2 separate regions of the Mus musculus genome follow, and region 2 is linked to region 1. A link is a loop called in an ENCODE intact Hi-C map of the cell type or tissue named here. Cell type or tissue: left cerebral cortex. All regions are shown on one strand.

What was found. Peaks named below come from ENCODE experiments on the same cell type or tissue, not always from the same donor. Only the 100,000 strongest peaks of a DNase experiment are listed, where the experiment ranks them.
Region 2: it touches region 1 in a loop (4-fold over the local background); 4 of 42 quality-filtered maps call a loop at or near these places.

What each region holds. Positions count from the first base shown.
Region 1 is chr5:114,855,935-114,863,934 of GRCm38, reverse strand. It overlaps 4930519G04Rik (RIKEN cDNA 4930519G04 gene), which reads right to left. Exons shown (of 12, transcript NM_026263.2): 2 at 6,563-6,613; 3 at 2,950-3,129; 4 at 2,291-2,344; 5 at 386-470. The coding sequence starts at 2,311. It overlaps Gm9936 (predicted gene 9936), which reads left to right and starts at 4,508. Exons shown (of 1, transcript NR_164348.1): 1 at 4,508-8,000. In left cerebral cortex, a CTCF peak has its summit at 4,447 (motif pointing right); a DNase peak (open chromatin) is centred at 4,462; H3K4me3 peaks cover 486 bases.
Region 2 is chr5:114,698,826-114,706,825 of GRCm38, reverse strand. All of the region lies in intron 1 of Gm34931 (a long non-coding RNA gene), which reads left to right. Among named protein-coding and RNA genes, the nearest start is that of Tchp, 5.0 kb to the left of the region's middle. In left cerebral cortex, a CTCF peak has its summit at 4,007; DNase peaks (open chromatin) are centred at 4,091 and 7,630.

The DNA.
Region 1 (8,000 bases):
GACCATGTGGGAAGAGAAAGGAAACAAGCTAAATTTAGGTAGTACCTTGAGTAAAACCTTCTACAAAACAAACAAACAAACAAACAAAAAACCGGTATGATAAATGCCAATAATGGTAGAGACTAAACAAACATTTTTAAAACTGGTCGGGGACCAGAGAGATGGCTCAGTGGTTAAGAGCATTGACTGCTCTTCTGGGGGGTCCCAGCAACCACATGATGGCTCACAACCATCTTTAATGGGATCCGATGCCCTCTTCTGGTGTGTCTGAAGACAACTACAGTGTACTCATATACATAAAATAAATAAATAAAGCTTAAAACAAAAACAAAAACAAAACCCTGAAAGCACATAGGTAGGCAAGGAGAGGCGATGATTTACATACCAACTTCCGTTCTCTCTTTCCTAATCCTCAGAATCCATGACATGTACTTCTGGATATACCAGGACAGTGACCATGATGGGGTGGCCTTGGGAGAAAGAGGACAGGGTTCATGTACCCTGCTGCCCCTGGTGTCTTGGGGTCCTAGGCACAGGACCCAGTTCTCCCTCGCATCCCTTACTCTTATCTAGGAGTCTTGGTTACCTCGGTGTGCACCAGGGATGGTGGCTGAGGAATCCAGGGCGCCTCTCCAGCCCAGAGCACACACTGTGCTCACCAGGGCACGACGACGGCCTGTATCTTCCTGACTTTGCAAGACTCAGCCAAGGTCTCTCTGTTACTCCTGCATGGCACCTCTCTCCCTCCCCCCCTCCTGCCCACCTCCCTGCCTCCCTGTCTCCCTCCCTCCCTCCCACTTTTCCACCATCTCTTCTACTGCTCTCCCTTAAAATGCTCGTCTTGCCCTGTCTTGCCCACTCACAAGGGTTCCTCCGGTGTGGAGACATCACCCGAAAGGCCAGGGCTGTCTTCCTTCCCAGCCCCGTTCCCTCGCTAACTTACCTGCTACCCACCCCAAACCTCGAGACTTGTTATGGGGTTAGGGGCCTGTTGTGTCTTGTGGGAGAGATTTACAACCAAACTACATACTGAGGGAGGTTTTTGAGCATAGGGAAAAAGTGAAGGACTGGGGAGACGCTGGACCTTTGCAATGGTTGCATAGGAGAGTGAGCAGAGGGGGTGACATCAGCCTGTGCAGATTCCCAGCTTTGTAATTCTGTCCTACAGGAGGGAGAGGTCGATGGAGTGACCCAGAGAGAAGGGGCCTGGCAGTGTTTGCACTGGGCCACAAGAGAGCCAGCTGTCCAGGCAACCAGCAGTCTGAGGACAGGGAAGGCATGGCGGTGTCATCTGTCTGGAGGAGTGGGGCTGGGTAAAGCAGAAACCACTGCAAACCTGCCACCTAGATCCCCTCGCTGATCTTGTTCAACTCTTGGGAACGAAGCAGGCTGCTCCCGGGAGTCCTCTATGGCAGCTGGCCTGCACTGGGTGGCTGGAAAGGCAGCTAGCTTTGGGTATTATATTAGTCCCGGGATGAAGAATAATTGCAAGAGATAACAAACAGGCCTGGCAGTGGTGGAGCACACCTTTAACCCCAACACCTGGGAGGCAGAGGCAGGTGGATTTCTGAGTTTGAGGCCAGCCTGGTCTACAGAGTGAGTTCCAGGACAGCCAAGGCTATACAGAGAAACCCTGTCTCAAAAAAACCAAAAACCAAACCAAAACAAACAAACAAAAAAAAAGAAATAACAATCAAGGATGTGTTTCTGCCACTCTACTCCAAAAGGAGCAGAGATATATGCAGGACTCACCCCCTATGACACTGGCCTTTAAACCAGGAGTGGACAGAGAGTTCAGTGCAGAACATGTGGGAATCCTAACAACTTCCGGGTGTGGGAGGGTGTTGACCACCCACCCTTCTTCACCTGAGTCACAAGTCCACCCCTAGAGCCATCTGTGAGCAAGGCCCTCCCTGCCAGATCTGCTCCTTGCTAGGGCAAAGGAGAAAACCCGAATCCAAAAGCAAATTGTGCAGAGTTCCCAAGGGAGGAGTGTCAACCGGTAAACACCCGAAAGCCGTGCTGGCACAGGCTGAACCAAGACCAGAAGGGCTGGTGGGGAGGGTTATTTTTTAACCAGCAAAGTGAGAAAAGGTTTGCTAATGGTATGCTTGATGTCAGAGACCGATGGCTCCTATGTCAGTAAAATAATAGCAGGGGGAAAAAATCTTTCCTGTATGTCTCTAGTCTATAGTCTCTGCCTTAGTCTTAGAGCAGCAGGTGCACCCACCCCACCCCCCACCCCCAGGAAACCTTCCCCACCGGGTCTCACCCCAAGGAATTTCTCTACCTGCCGAATCTCCACACTCATGGCCCCGGTTCCACCGTCTGTGTACACGCTGATCTTCAGAGATATAAACATTAGGAAGAGCATTAGTGGAGCGAGCCCTGCCCATTCCTTCCATGCCTGTTGAGGTCTTGGTGGGTGCTGTGGTCTAGGTGTGCTTTGACCAGCAAGGTTCAGAGGCTGGAGGTGTGGACCCCGGTGTGTGGCAATGGAGAGAGCTTAGTGGGAGGTAGTTGGGTGACTGGAGACACTGCCTGATGATGGATGGGTTTAGTGTCGTTTTCTCAGACCTTGGTTAGCATCATTAAATAAAAGGTGCAAACCAGGTCTCTCAATCCCATCTGCTAGCTTTATTACTATGGAGTCCCCCCTTGTATGAACTCCCCGCCATATGTTGTAATGACCCAGGAGTCGTCGTGAAATCTAAGCACATGTCCACGATGTGCTCCTGAACCCCCAGATCGTGACCTAAATTTCCCTCTAGTTCATAAAGTCCCCTGCAGGAGGCATTTTGCTATGTCAGAGATTATGGGAGGGCTCTCTGCTCTATCCTGCCCCTGGACTCTCAGGTGCTTCCTAGGCTATGAAGACCTGGGGCCTTCAGCTAAACAGAGGCAGTCATTGCAAGCCGCTGAGTGGGAGAGGGGAGTTGAGACAGTCACCTCTCAGTTTCCTTCTTCAGTGGCCCACGATAGCTCTTGCCTCCGCATCAATCAAGCTGGAATCCCGGCTGTGAGGTGCATACAGCAGATGTGGGTTTGAAGAATAGGGCTGGGGCTGGGCCAGTCTCAGGGCAGCAGCCCCACAGAGGGTGACACTGTTTCCTATACACCAGGAACAACCTGGAACGTGAAATGTGGCTAGCAGACTGAGCTTCTGATTGGTTACTCTTATCTAAAGCGATATAATATACATAGCATTTTTTTTTTTGTAGTAGCTGCGGTATTGCAAAGACCCAGGGAATCTAGCAATGAGAAAAGCTGACCCACCCATTACCATTCTTTTTGTTTGTTTGTTTGTTTGTTTGTTTTATGTGAGAACACTGTTGCTGTCTTCACACACACCCGGAAGAGGGCATAGGATCCCATTAGAGATCCCATGACAGATGGTCGTGAGCCACCATGTGGTTGCTGGGAATTGAACTCAGGCCCTCTGGAAAGAGCAGTCAGTGCTCTAAACCACCGAGCCATCTCTTCAGCCCTACCTGGCATTCTTCTATAGAGTTGTCCACCTGTCCGGATCTGTTTCCATACTTTCAAGCTCCACCCTACCCCCAACCCCTGGGTCCATGCACAAGGCTAGCTTAGCTATTGCCTAAGGTGCTGGGGACACTAGTCCGGTGGTGTTCACATCAAAGCTCGGCTATGTGTCCCCCCCCCCACCCCCAGTGGGCACAGTGTACAGAATCAATAAAAGTATCGGTGACAGAATGAAGACATTGTTCTTACCTGGGGGGGGGGGCACTTCCATCCTCTGAGCCTGCTTAGAGCCTAGATGGACAACTCCAGCTAAGGCACCACAGGCTGAGGGCAGAGTTGTTTGTTTGTTTCTGAAAGAGCAGTATCATACCGCAGGCAAATGTCATATGTTAATGAAATAGAAAATACCCTAACGGTGTCAACATCAGGACCAGATGGTAGGCATTTGGAAGCAGGTTGGCAGTGGGGAGTGGTTCCTGTTCTATACTTGGGATGCTTGGACCCGTGCACCTCTGGTGGGGAGGGTTACTTTTTTTTAACCAGCAGAGCAGGAAAAGGTTTACTAATGGTATGCTTGATGCCAGAGACCGATGGCTCCAGGAAAATAACGGGAGGGGGAAAAATCTTTCCTGCATGTCTCTAGTTTATACTATCTGCCTTAGTCTCAGAGCAGCAGGTGAGGCCAACTCATGACATTCACCTGAGCTATGATACTGCTCTTTCTGGGAAATTCTGCCCCTCCGCCTGTTGCCTTGGTGGAGCTAGCTATTCCATATCAGGAACTAGCTGCGTGCGTGCGTGGTTCGCTCTGCGGTCTCAGATTCCCACCAGAATTTGGTGTCATCGCTGGCTGTGGCAAGGCCTTATTCCAGAGGAACTCGCAGCTAAGGGATTCATACTGAACCTGGAGGCTTTTACAAAAAAGACGTGTGAACAAGGCGGCTGTTGAGTGAAGGGCCCTCAGTCTGCCGCGAGAGGGCGCAGAGGAGTGACGTTCCCGCTTAAGATGAAGCTTTGATTTGTTTAGGACCGCGGCGACGATGATGAAACACATCTCATCCTTACAGAACTCTGCCCGAGTTTCCCAGGTTTGGATGGGAGTCCAGCAAGACCTCAGGGCAGCAAGGAAGACCCGGAGGGACTGTCAGCATTGCACACTGACAGGGTTGCTTGTGGACTGCACAGGAGCCTGAGCTGAGGCAAAGATGGATTGAGACGAGATGGCAGAGAGGGGCAGGAAAAACAAACAAGCGAAAGGCCACCTAGTCGTGCTTGCTGAAGTCAGGGGCCAGCCCACTCTGCTCCTGTACCCAGAGGCTGAGCTTAGTGCCCCTGTCTTCTGCTTCCCATCGTCGCATCTGCATATGCTGCTGTGTGCATCCTCTCTCTCAACCATTTGTGCTTGAGTAACATCATCCTTCATTCGGAGTTTGACCTTGATTCTGAGCAGATATTCCAGCATATTCACTCCCTAATTGTTTAGAGACGATGCTAACTAAAATGCCTTGAAAATACGGAAACACTGCCATTAGCAGATCGTTCTGATGGATTATGGGACACCTTTGCCTCCCCTAAGTAGCGGCTAGCTCTATCAGTAGGAGACTTCATCGCACAGTTCACCATCGCAGTCCCAGTACTCCCGACCCAGATGAACCAGGGATGTGCAGCAAGGGTGCTGTATTGAAGACTCAGACAAGTTGGCCTTGAGCTATTTGTCTCTGAGCCTTGGGTGTGTTTCCTGAAGAAACTGAGTGTCTTCCTCGTGTTCTTAGAGACGAGAGCCGGGCTCTGATGTGTATCGGGCTGAGTGAGCCGCCTGAAGGACCAGAGTGCTACAGATGCTCATCTATCAGATTCCTCCAGCCTCTCAGAATCTGTAATCCCAAACCAAACCACGTGAGGTGTGTCTGCTGTTAAAGGTACCTCCTGGTTAATGTGACGATGCGCCCGAGTTACAGTGGCGGACAGAGCCTGGAAAACCCCACAGGGCTCTCTTCCGTCTAGACAAAGGCTTAGGATCCAGCCCTTGGCGTTCAGGTGATACCATGGCTGAGTGATGGAGGTGTACCTCAGAGAAGCAGCATCAGGATCCATGGTTGACCAACCTGGGCCGTTCAAGTCTGTGCCCTCTCCACAAGGGGATCTATTTTACGAGGATATACACAGTGGCCTCCCAGCCTCCTTTGTCACAAATCCACACTGCCAATGTGACAAAGCTGCTTCTGAAGACAGCAGAATATAGTCCTTAGTCTTCACTGGCCCACAGGGTCCATTCACAAAACTCCCATTCATTTTATGAAAAAGGATAACGGGAGCAAGACATCGCATACCTTTAGACGGAACCATGCAGAGAAGTTAAATTTTCTCAATGTTTACCTTTCCTCGGGACGTGAATTAGGTGGGAATAGGTATACTTTGCGTGGTCTGCTGAGAACACCAACACTACAGAAACAAAGCATTAAAGGGAGCCAGCTTAAGGTAAGCCCTGTTGGCATAGTTCTGTTAGTCACAGCAATGACACCAGAGCTGGGTGGAAACTGTGACAAAGGGCATGGCTGACTCCCCTACACATTCGAAGCAGAGAGAGTGTTTAAGGAAGTGCCAGGGCACAGTGTACGGGAGCACCCTCAAGTCTGCGGTGGGTAGCTCGTACAAAATTCTTTTTTATGTATGTGAGTACATGGTTGCTGTCTTCAGACACACACCAGAAGAGGGCATCAGATCCCATTATGGGTAGTGGTGAGCCACCACTATGTGGCTGCTGTAATTGAACCCAGGACCTCTAGAAGAGTGGTCAGTGCTCTTAACCGCTGAGCCATCTCTCCAGCCCACAAAATTCTTTCTGAAGCAGGAAAAGGTGTGCAGAGGAAAGAGCTTGCTAGGCTAAGTTGGTAATGGGCGGCGTCCAGTGTGAGGACAACCCAGCATCGGTTTGCAGCCCGCTTGCACCCTACAGCCCTCCACAAAAGCGATTCTGCAGTTCCTCTGTATTGTATATAGTGTCAGCTTTGAAGCTGATTAGCAAAGACAGAAACCAGAGGAATAACACGTCTGTCTCAGACAAGGGCAACGTTACCTTCATAATAGGCAGGTCCTCCTCCTCACGGGGAGTCATTTCCACCTGGACCTTCAGCGAGCAAGGGAGGAAACAGAGAAAATGTCAGTACGTTGCTCTTGCCTCTGGAGCCTCGTTGGTGGGTACATGGGGCTCCCTGGTGGATGGACGTAACCAGTTGACACAGGGAGACTTGGTGGCAGCTCACACATACTTCCACCATGAAGGAGTTAAAAACCGTTCACAAACGAGAAAAGAAAAACAGATACAAAAATGGAGTGGGTGGGATGCTCCATTACAGGTAGATGAAGCCACGATTTAGCATCTTCCAATGTCCACTGGTCAGTGGAGAGCCACCACTCTCCCCCACCCCCAGCTCTATCCCGACACTGCCTAATTCTTCAGCAACTCTCAGGTGTGGAACGTGGACCATAGATGGTGGACTCTTACCGAGTCCACTAGTGATGTGACCGACCAGGGAAGATCCTCAGAAAGAAAATGTACCGTGTGACCCCATAGCCATTCAGCATCAGCAGAACAGGCTCTGGGCAAAGATCAGCCCTGGGCCGCCTGATTATCTCATCCCTGGCTCCACCCAGGCCTGTGGGACAGTGAACATCAGATGGACTGGAGGGGAGGGAATAGGGTTAATCCCGTATCCCGTACTTGAAGTCAGACTTCCAGGCTGTATTCTTTTTGAAATCAGAAATAACTCAAACTGTCAAGTGTGTTCTTGGCATTTTTGGCCTCAAAGTTGTTCTGTTGTACCTTATTTCAGGGTGCTTTTCACAGTCTCAGTATGAAACCTGGTTCCCAGAGTCAGTCAGTGCTCATTCTGCCCACAAGGCCGTGGGCTGTCTCTATAGATGTTTCAGGTGTTCTGCACATCTCATGCCGACAGGTCTACACCACATTGCACGATCTGTCAGTTTTAGTGTCTGTTAGTCAGATGCACTGAGGATTCATCTGTGTTGTGGTGTGCACCTGTGCTGTACCTGAGCTACACCTGTGCTGCATCTGCTCTGCACCTGAGCTACACCTGATCTACACCTGTCCTGCACCTGTATTGCACCTACATACATCCTGCACCTGTCTGCATCTGAGCTACACATCCTGCACCTGAGCTACACCTGTGCTGCACCTGCACTGCACCTGTATTGCCATCCTGCACCTGAGCTACACCTTCACTTCACCTGTGCTGTACCTGTATTGCACCTGTGCTGTGCTTGCATTGCACCTGAGCTGCACCTGAGCTATACCTGTGCTGCACCTGCACTGCACCTGGGCTGTACAGGTGCTGCACCAACCTGTGCCTCTTTTATGGCTGTAGTTTTGTTTTCTCATATATCAGTTGATAACAATGGCTTCTTCCCACAGCTTGTCTATTCTAGGTAGTGGCATGGTGACCATGTGACTTCTATTTCTCCTGGGTGTATGAATTGCTGAGCCACATGGTAGC
Region 2 (8,000 bases), 160 kb after region 1:
TCCACGAGAATGTAAAGATATAGATAAATATTCGATCATTCCTTTTTGTTTTGTTTTGTTTTGTTCCTTTTGAGGCAGGGTATCTCTGTGTATCCCTGGCTGTCCTGGAACTCACTCTGTAGACCAGGCTGGCCTCAAACTCAGAAATCCGCCTGCCTCTGCCTCCCAAGTGCTGGGATTAAAGGCATGCGCCACCACTGCCCAGCTTCGATCATTCTTTTTTCTTCTATTTTCCCACCCACTTCCTTCTGCCTCTGCTTCCCAAGTTTTTCTGCTCTCTCACTCCTCCATTCTGTTGTTCCTCGTGGTGCCTGCCTGATGTTTCTGTTTCACCTGGAGCTGGCTGTACAGTGTTGTTGGCTCTCCACAGCCAATAACCAGGTTCAAACCTGCAGCATGCCAGAGATGGCCAACCTGGGCTGGTCACTCTCTGACCCTAGGGCTACCCTTTCCCAGGCTCCGTCTCCAATGGGGGAGGAGGTGGCACCCCCATCTGGCATGATTAAGCCAGAAAGAGCCATCAGGCCATTGAAGGAGCCCAGTACACACATCTGTTGACAACTCCTTGAGCTGTACTGAGAACCTCAGGCATATGTGAGTTAGATCCGGAGAAACCTGGGGTTCATTTCTGATTTGTTTTGGGCAAGCCTGCTTCCTTCTGGGCCTCAGTTTCTTCTACAGTAGAGTTGCCATAGAAACCCACCTGCTCCTAAGAGTGGTATGACTTCAGGGACTTCCTCCTGCATTTCCTCTCCTCTTCCTCCTCTTCCTCCTCCTCCTTTTCCTCCTCCTCCTCCTCCTCCTCCTCTTCTTCTTCCTCTTCCTCCTCCTGCATTTCCTCCTCCTCTTCCTCTTCCTCCTCCTGCATTTCCCTCTCCTCCTTTGAAAGAGGGTCTTGCTGTCCAACCCAAGCTAGAGGGCACTGTGTAGTTGATACTGGCCTCCTGCCTCTGCCTCCCAAGTTCTGGGCCCGAGGGCTTATGCCTCACACACAGCTTGTCCCTGGACCTCACACTGGCTAACAGTTCCACTGGCACCGCAGCTACTGTTGGCTCACAAGCTGCCACCTATAGCTGGTTAGCCTATGTGTAAAGTGTCTGTTCCATCCAGAAATTGGGAGAGAGATTTGATTATCCCAATTTGAGTCTCAACCGAGCCTCAGACAAAGGTATTCTCCCTTGCCCCAGGAACCACAGCTGAGGCGTGAAGGCTGGAATTTGAACCAAGATCCATGGATGTGGGGCCAGAGCCCAGGCCCTCCCTATCCTGATTCCCCTTCCCTGCTGCGGCCGCAGTGCCAAAGCTGGATATGGCTGGCTTATGGGTTTCAGGCTAGCCTGGGCTATAAAATAAGTCTCAAAAAAAAAAAAAAAACCCAAAAAAACAAAACCCAGGCTCTGGGAGATGTCTAATAACTTGAGTTCAGATCCCTGGAATATGAAGAAAGGAAGGAAATAAGAAAGGAAGGAAGGAAGGTGTCTTAGTCAGGGTTTCTATTCCTGCACAAACATCATGACCAAGAAGCAAGTTGGGGAGGAAAGGGTTTATTCAGCTTACATTTCCACATTGCTGTTCATCACTAAGGAAGTCAGGACTGGGATTCAAGCAGGGCAGAAATCAGGTGCTGATGCAGAGGCCATGGAGGGATGTTACTTACTGGCTTGCTTCCCCTGGCTTGCTCAGCCTGCTTTTTTTTTTTTTTTTTTTTTTTTTTTTTTTTTTTTTTTTTTGGTTTTTCGAGACAGGGTTTCTCTGTGTAGCCCTGGCTGTCCTGGAACTCACTTTGTAGACCAGGCTGGCCTCAAACTCAGAAATCACCTGCCCCTGCCTCCCGAGTGCTGGGATTAAAGGCATGTGCCACCACGCCCAGCCTTCAGCCTGCTTTCTTATAGAAGCCAAGACTACCAGCCCAGAGATGGCACCACCCACAAGGGGCCTTTTCCCACTTGATCACTAATTGAGAAAATGCCTTGCAGCTGGATCTCATGGAGGCATTTCCTCAACTGAAGCTCCTTTCTCTGTGATAACTCCAGCCCGTGTCAAGTTGTACACAAAACTAGCCAGTACAGAAGGAAAGGAAGAAGGAAGGAAATCAGATGTGGTATCACTGGTCTGTAATCTCAACTCTTCTGTGGTAAGATTGAAGGTAGAGGTAGCTCATAGACCAGATAAGACAACGTCTATGCTTTGGCCGGTGAAGCCAGAGAGACCCTGCCTCAAACAAGATGGAAACTTCAGAACCAACTCCTGAGAGATGTCCTCTGCTTTCCACACACATGCTGTGGCCTGCACTCACATGTGCACACACACACATGCATGCCCGTGGAAGCATGCACCTGCACACATGTGTGCACACACACACACATCTGCAAATACAAAGCAGATTGACTTTATAAGGAGGTCTAGCAGCATAAAATATTTATGTTCCATATTTTAATGTTTAGTATTTAGGCCAGTGAGGGACTAACAGGGGAAGGCTAGCAAGAAAGCGAGGTGGGGAGAGGGTGGCTTGCACCTGGGTCTGTCTTGGCTTGGAAGGAGACAGGATGGGGAGGCAGGCACAGACAAGGAGGTGCTCTCTGTCAGCTCAGCTGTAGCCATCCCAGCGGGCTCTGTCCTCACTTTACCAGCTGGTGCTCTCTAGGGCATGCTTACCTACCTGCTCTCGGCTTTCTCAGCATCTCAGTATCAATTGCCCTGGCTTCGATAGTGTCTTTTGGGCTAAGATAATGACCCTCCCTGATGACAAAGGTCAGCTCATAGGCTTTCTCTAAGAGCCCAGCTTTGTAACAGGCAAACTTGCAATAAGTATTCAGGAGAGAAAAAACAAAACGCCATTCAGGGTGTTCGCTGAAGACAGCCAGTAGCATTGGGGGCAGCTTTCGGCCCGGCCTTGTGTTCTGTTTCTCTAGGTTTTCAGTTTCACCACAGACTCTGGAGTTTGTGTAATGCTGTCACTGTTGCTGAGAAATGGAACACCAATGGGTCCCAGGCTACACAGTTGTGTCACTTGCGATAGAAGCACTTGGGGGGACTTTAAATTATCTGATGCTTAGCAGCACATGCCTGTAACTGGCACCCAGGAGGCTGAGGCAGGAAGATCATGATTTCTAAGCCAGCCTAGGTTGTACACTACAACCCTGTCAGAAACAGAGACCGAGACCCAGTTCCCCGCCCCCCAAAGAAGTGCTGACTTATTTGTTTTACTGATATAGATGGGGCCTGTGCATCTGCTTTCTGTATTGGTTTTTCTTATGGTCCTGGGAATTGAACCGATCCCCTAACTCCTTGTCACTTTCCAGCTCTCTGGGACCACCCTCAAGGTCCCTTTTACCCTAGTCACATCTGCCAAGACCTTTTGGCCACATTTAGTCACATGGTCACCAGTTCTGGGCATCAGGAGGGACCTCCCTTGGGAGGCCTCTATCCGCCTATCATGGAGCGACTGTCCCTAGTTTTTATGTACAACAAGAGGCTACAGATGGAATGTCATTCCAGAACCTTCTGTTCTTGCTGGATCCTTCTGTTCGGCACCTCAGACAGCCCTACCTGCTTCCGTCTGCTGGGATACATTTGTCTGATGGAATGCCCCTCCCTGTTCTGTCTGCCTGTATTATCTTTAGACCCCAGCTTGTTTGGGTGGAAGGAGTCCCTGTGGACTCCAAGAGTGCTTTAGGCTGAGCTTCAGTTTGCTGTGTATAAACTGCAGCTAAAACGGTTACTCGTCCACTAACTGCTTGCTCTCTATACACAATGCCAGGGACATGGTCAGCCTGTGGTGTGTGACGATTGTCAATTTACTGCACATCGCCTGTTAATGGAGAAGCTGGGGACTCACTGGGTTGCATGGCCTGTGAGTCTTCGTTAGAGGGCTGTGCTCTCTGGTCGATGTAAATCCCTCTTCTTCCAAGGTGGCCACAGTACAGCTCCACCCCCTGTGAATGACAGGGATGGGTGTGGGCTTTAGGCACAGTTCCATTCAGTGGCATGTGGGGACATCTGCTGGGGAGATGGTGGCATTGGGTGTGGTGACATGGCCAGAGCCCCTCAGTAGTGCACATCACCAGCAGGAAGCCACCCAGCACAGCCTCTATCTGAGAGGAATGAGGGAAAAGTTCAGTCCCTGATGACGCCAAGTGCATGAGACTCAGCAAGAAGCCTGACTCAGAGCTCAGGCCTTTTGTTAGCACTGCAGTTTTTAACTGAGCGCATGTCTGTAGGTATATGGTATATGCATGTGTGATATGAGAGTGGCGGATGATTTATGGGTCAGCACTGATAATGAAACAATACATAATTATCTGGGGCTGCCAAGAATGCCTGGTGAGGATCTCTGAACTCTTTTAACTCTTAAGAGGCCAGCGAGAAAGAAAAGGATACAGAGGTCATGCACACACACACACACACACACACACACTACGGCCAGGTCCAACCACCTGTTTCATCAATCTCACAAGTGCACATGCATACTTACATACTTACACATATACCTACATATGTATGTGTGCACATATATATAGAAAGCAGACATATGCATATTATATAGACATATATATATATATATATATATATACACACACACACACACACACACAAATATGTATATTTGGTAGATAGAGCAGAATCTCAACAGCCACACTGTAATTTTTCTCTCAGCCCTTTTTAAACCTTTTTTTAAATTTGAGCACATTATTATTATTATTATTTAATCTTTTTAAAATAAGTTTATTTATTATTATATGTAAGTACACTGTAGCTGTCTTCAGATGCACCAGAAGAGGGCATCAGATCTCATTACGGATGGTTGTGAGCCACCATGGGGTTGCTGGGATTTGAACTCAGGACCTTAAGAAGAGCAGTCGGTGCTCTTAACCCCTGAGCCATCTCTCTAGCCCTATTTAATCTTTTTTTCAGTCCAGTCGTTATCTCCCTCCTGACCTTTTATACCTTTTTAGACAAAAGTTCTTTAGAAAATGACATCACAGATAAAAATGTAACAGAAAAGAGAGTTACAGAAAGATGTCGATAGTAAGTTTAAAGCAGTGTTTCATAAACTCATAAGTTCAAAACATGGGCTGGAGAGATGGCTCTGAGGTTAAGAGCGCTGACTGCTCTTCCAGAGTTCCTGAGTTCAATTCCCAGCAACCACATGGTGGCTCACAACCATCTGTAATGGGATCTGATGCCCTCTTCTGGTGTGTCTGAAGACAGCTACAATGTACTCATAGATATAATAATAAATAAATAATATTTTTAAAAAGAGAGAAAGCACATCAGTAGCAGGAAGCAATCTTGGGACGAAGTCTCAGGGGACTTGCCTCACTAGAATTCACCCATTGCAGCCCAGCAAGATGGTGGGCCATCTCCAGGGAGCTCAGTTGCCCACTGCAGCTCTTTCTGCATAGAGTCTGCTATTTATATATACATATACATATACAAACACATATATTATATAAAATTACATAACATATATTATTAATATATTATATAATTGTATGATGTATAATACATAAAATGATATTATATTGTGTTGTATATTATATTTATATGTGTATATGTGTATGTATATATATATATATGTGTGTACATACCACATATAGGTGTATATGTGTATAAATGCCTATATATGGTATTTGCATCTGTGTATGTGTGATATATACATGTGTGTAATATATGTATGGTGCTAAGTGCATCTATATAGGTGTGATGTATGCGTATGTGTGCACTTGTATGTGGAAGTACTCTCTCCCATATGTGTGCACACGGAGGCCAGAAGACATATGTGTCTTCCACTATCAGCTCTGTTGTTTGAGATAAGATCTCTCACTGAAGCTGGAGCTCACTATTTTCAAAAGGCTGGTGGGCTAGAGAGCCCCCAGGAGCCCCTGTCCCTTCCCTGCCCAGCACTGGGGTTAGAGATGTGTGCACTCACACCTGGCTTTTATATAGGCCCTAACGATCTAACCTCAGGGCCCCATGCTGGCACAGTGCACACTTTACCTACTGAGCCATCCCTAGCCCCAATCTATCTATCTATCTATCTATCTATCTATCTATCTATCTATCTATCTATCTAGATATCTAGATATCTATCTGAGATAAGGTCTCCCTCTTGAGCTCAGGGTGTCCTGTAAAACTCACTGTGTAGCCCAGTCTCTTAAACTCTTAAGCATGATAATCCTCCTGTCTAAGCCTTCTGGGATCTCAAGTTGTTAAGTTGGTTTTTTGGTTTGGTTTGTTTTTTGGTTTTTTTTTTTTTTTTTTTTTTTTTGGTTTTTCGAGACAGGGTTTCTCTGGGTAGCCCTGGCTGTCCTGGAATTCACTCTGTAGACCAGGCTGGCCTCGAACTCAGAAATCTGCCTGCCTCTGCCTCCCAAGTGCTGGGATGAAAGGTGTGCGCCACGACTGCCAGGCAGTTTAACCATTTCTGAGTCCGCAACTTAGTGAGTGCCTTTAAACTCATCCACAAAGTTCCTGACCAACACTGTGCTGTCTGCTGGGGAGCCTTCTGAGCGCTGGTTTGTTGTAGTCCTGGCATTGTGAGCGTAAGCAGGACTTCCTCATGCCAGGGCCAGGGTTCAGTCACCCCAAGAAGGGCTCCAGAAATCTACCTTCACGGCTCTTCGAAGTTGTCCATCATCTAGCTCAGGCTTGCCTAGGCTGTTCCCACTGGGGCATCAAGGGCCAACCTAATCAACTCCTCCACTGACCTGCATAGCCCTTGAGACTTATGTCTGCTTGCTCTATACCACCACTTAGAAATCTCTTGGCCTAGTGCTACCCTAGCCTGAGGCAAGAGTGTTGACTGCCAGGTCACTCTATCTCTGCCTCTGTTGTCCCTTTTTCCCATTCCCTGGTTCAGCACACACATCCAGAAAGACATAATATTGCCCTGGAGTGTGGGGAGCCGCACTCACATTTGCCATTATAAGATGGCGCTGACAGCTGTGTTCTAAGTAGTAAATAATCTGCACATGTGCAGGGGCAGTTTTCCCGCCATGTGCTCTGCCTTTCTCGTGATGACAACTGGGCCGATGGGCTGCAGCCAATCAGAGAGTGACACGTCCTAGGCGGAGGATAATTCTCCTTAAAAGGGACGGGGTTCTGGCACTCCCCCTCTTCGCTTCTTCGTCTCTTCCTCTCTTTCTCTTCGTCTTTTCCTCTGCTCTCTTCCTCTGCTCTCTGCCTCTCTCTCTCTCTGCTCCTCTCTCTGCGTCTCTCTGCGTCTCTCTCTCTCTTCCTCTCTCTTCCTCTCTCTTCCTCTCTTGCTCCTGAGTAAGCAATAAAGCTTTGCCGCAGAAGATTCTGGTTTGTTGCGTCTTTCCTGACCGGTCGTGAACGTGCGTAAGACTGGAGATAACCCACCTCACCCCACCCCCACCCCCTTTTCTCTGGGCTTTCTCTCTAATTATCTGGGATAGCCTTGAAATTGCGGCTATCCTGCTGTCTCTGTTTCCCAAGGACCGAGATTACAGACATGCACCATCATGCCTGGCTCCTGGGGTCTTTAATGAGAGCTGCTTCCCTTTTCTCCTGTGCCTTGCTACACCATATCCCCTGCCCCACCCGACCGACTGAGTGGAGCCCAAACATCACCACAGCAGAGCTCTGAGTGGCAGAGTCTCTTGGTCAGAATAAACAGGACATGGGTCACATGAGAGTCATGAGGCATCTGCCAGTGTCGTCGAGTTCCTCTTGAAAGTGACAAAGGTTATTTGGAGGGGACGTGGATCTTAGGCTGTCTACCAGAAGGACACCCTATGATTGTGTGCATGACCCTGGTGACATTGCTGTGGCACACCAGACAAAGTATACACACACACACACACACACACACACACACACACACACGAGTCCACACACACTATTCCCAAAATGCATATGCACACCAATACACATCACTCCCAAAAGCATACACACACACATACACACATATACTTCCAAGTGCATACAAACACAAACACACACATGCATGCATAAGCACACACAGACACACACAC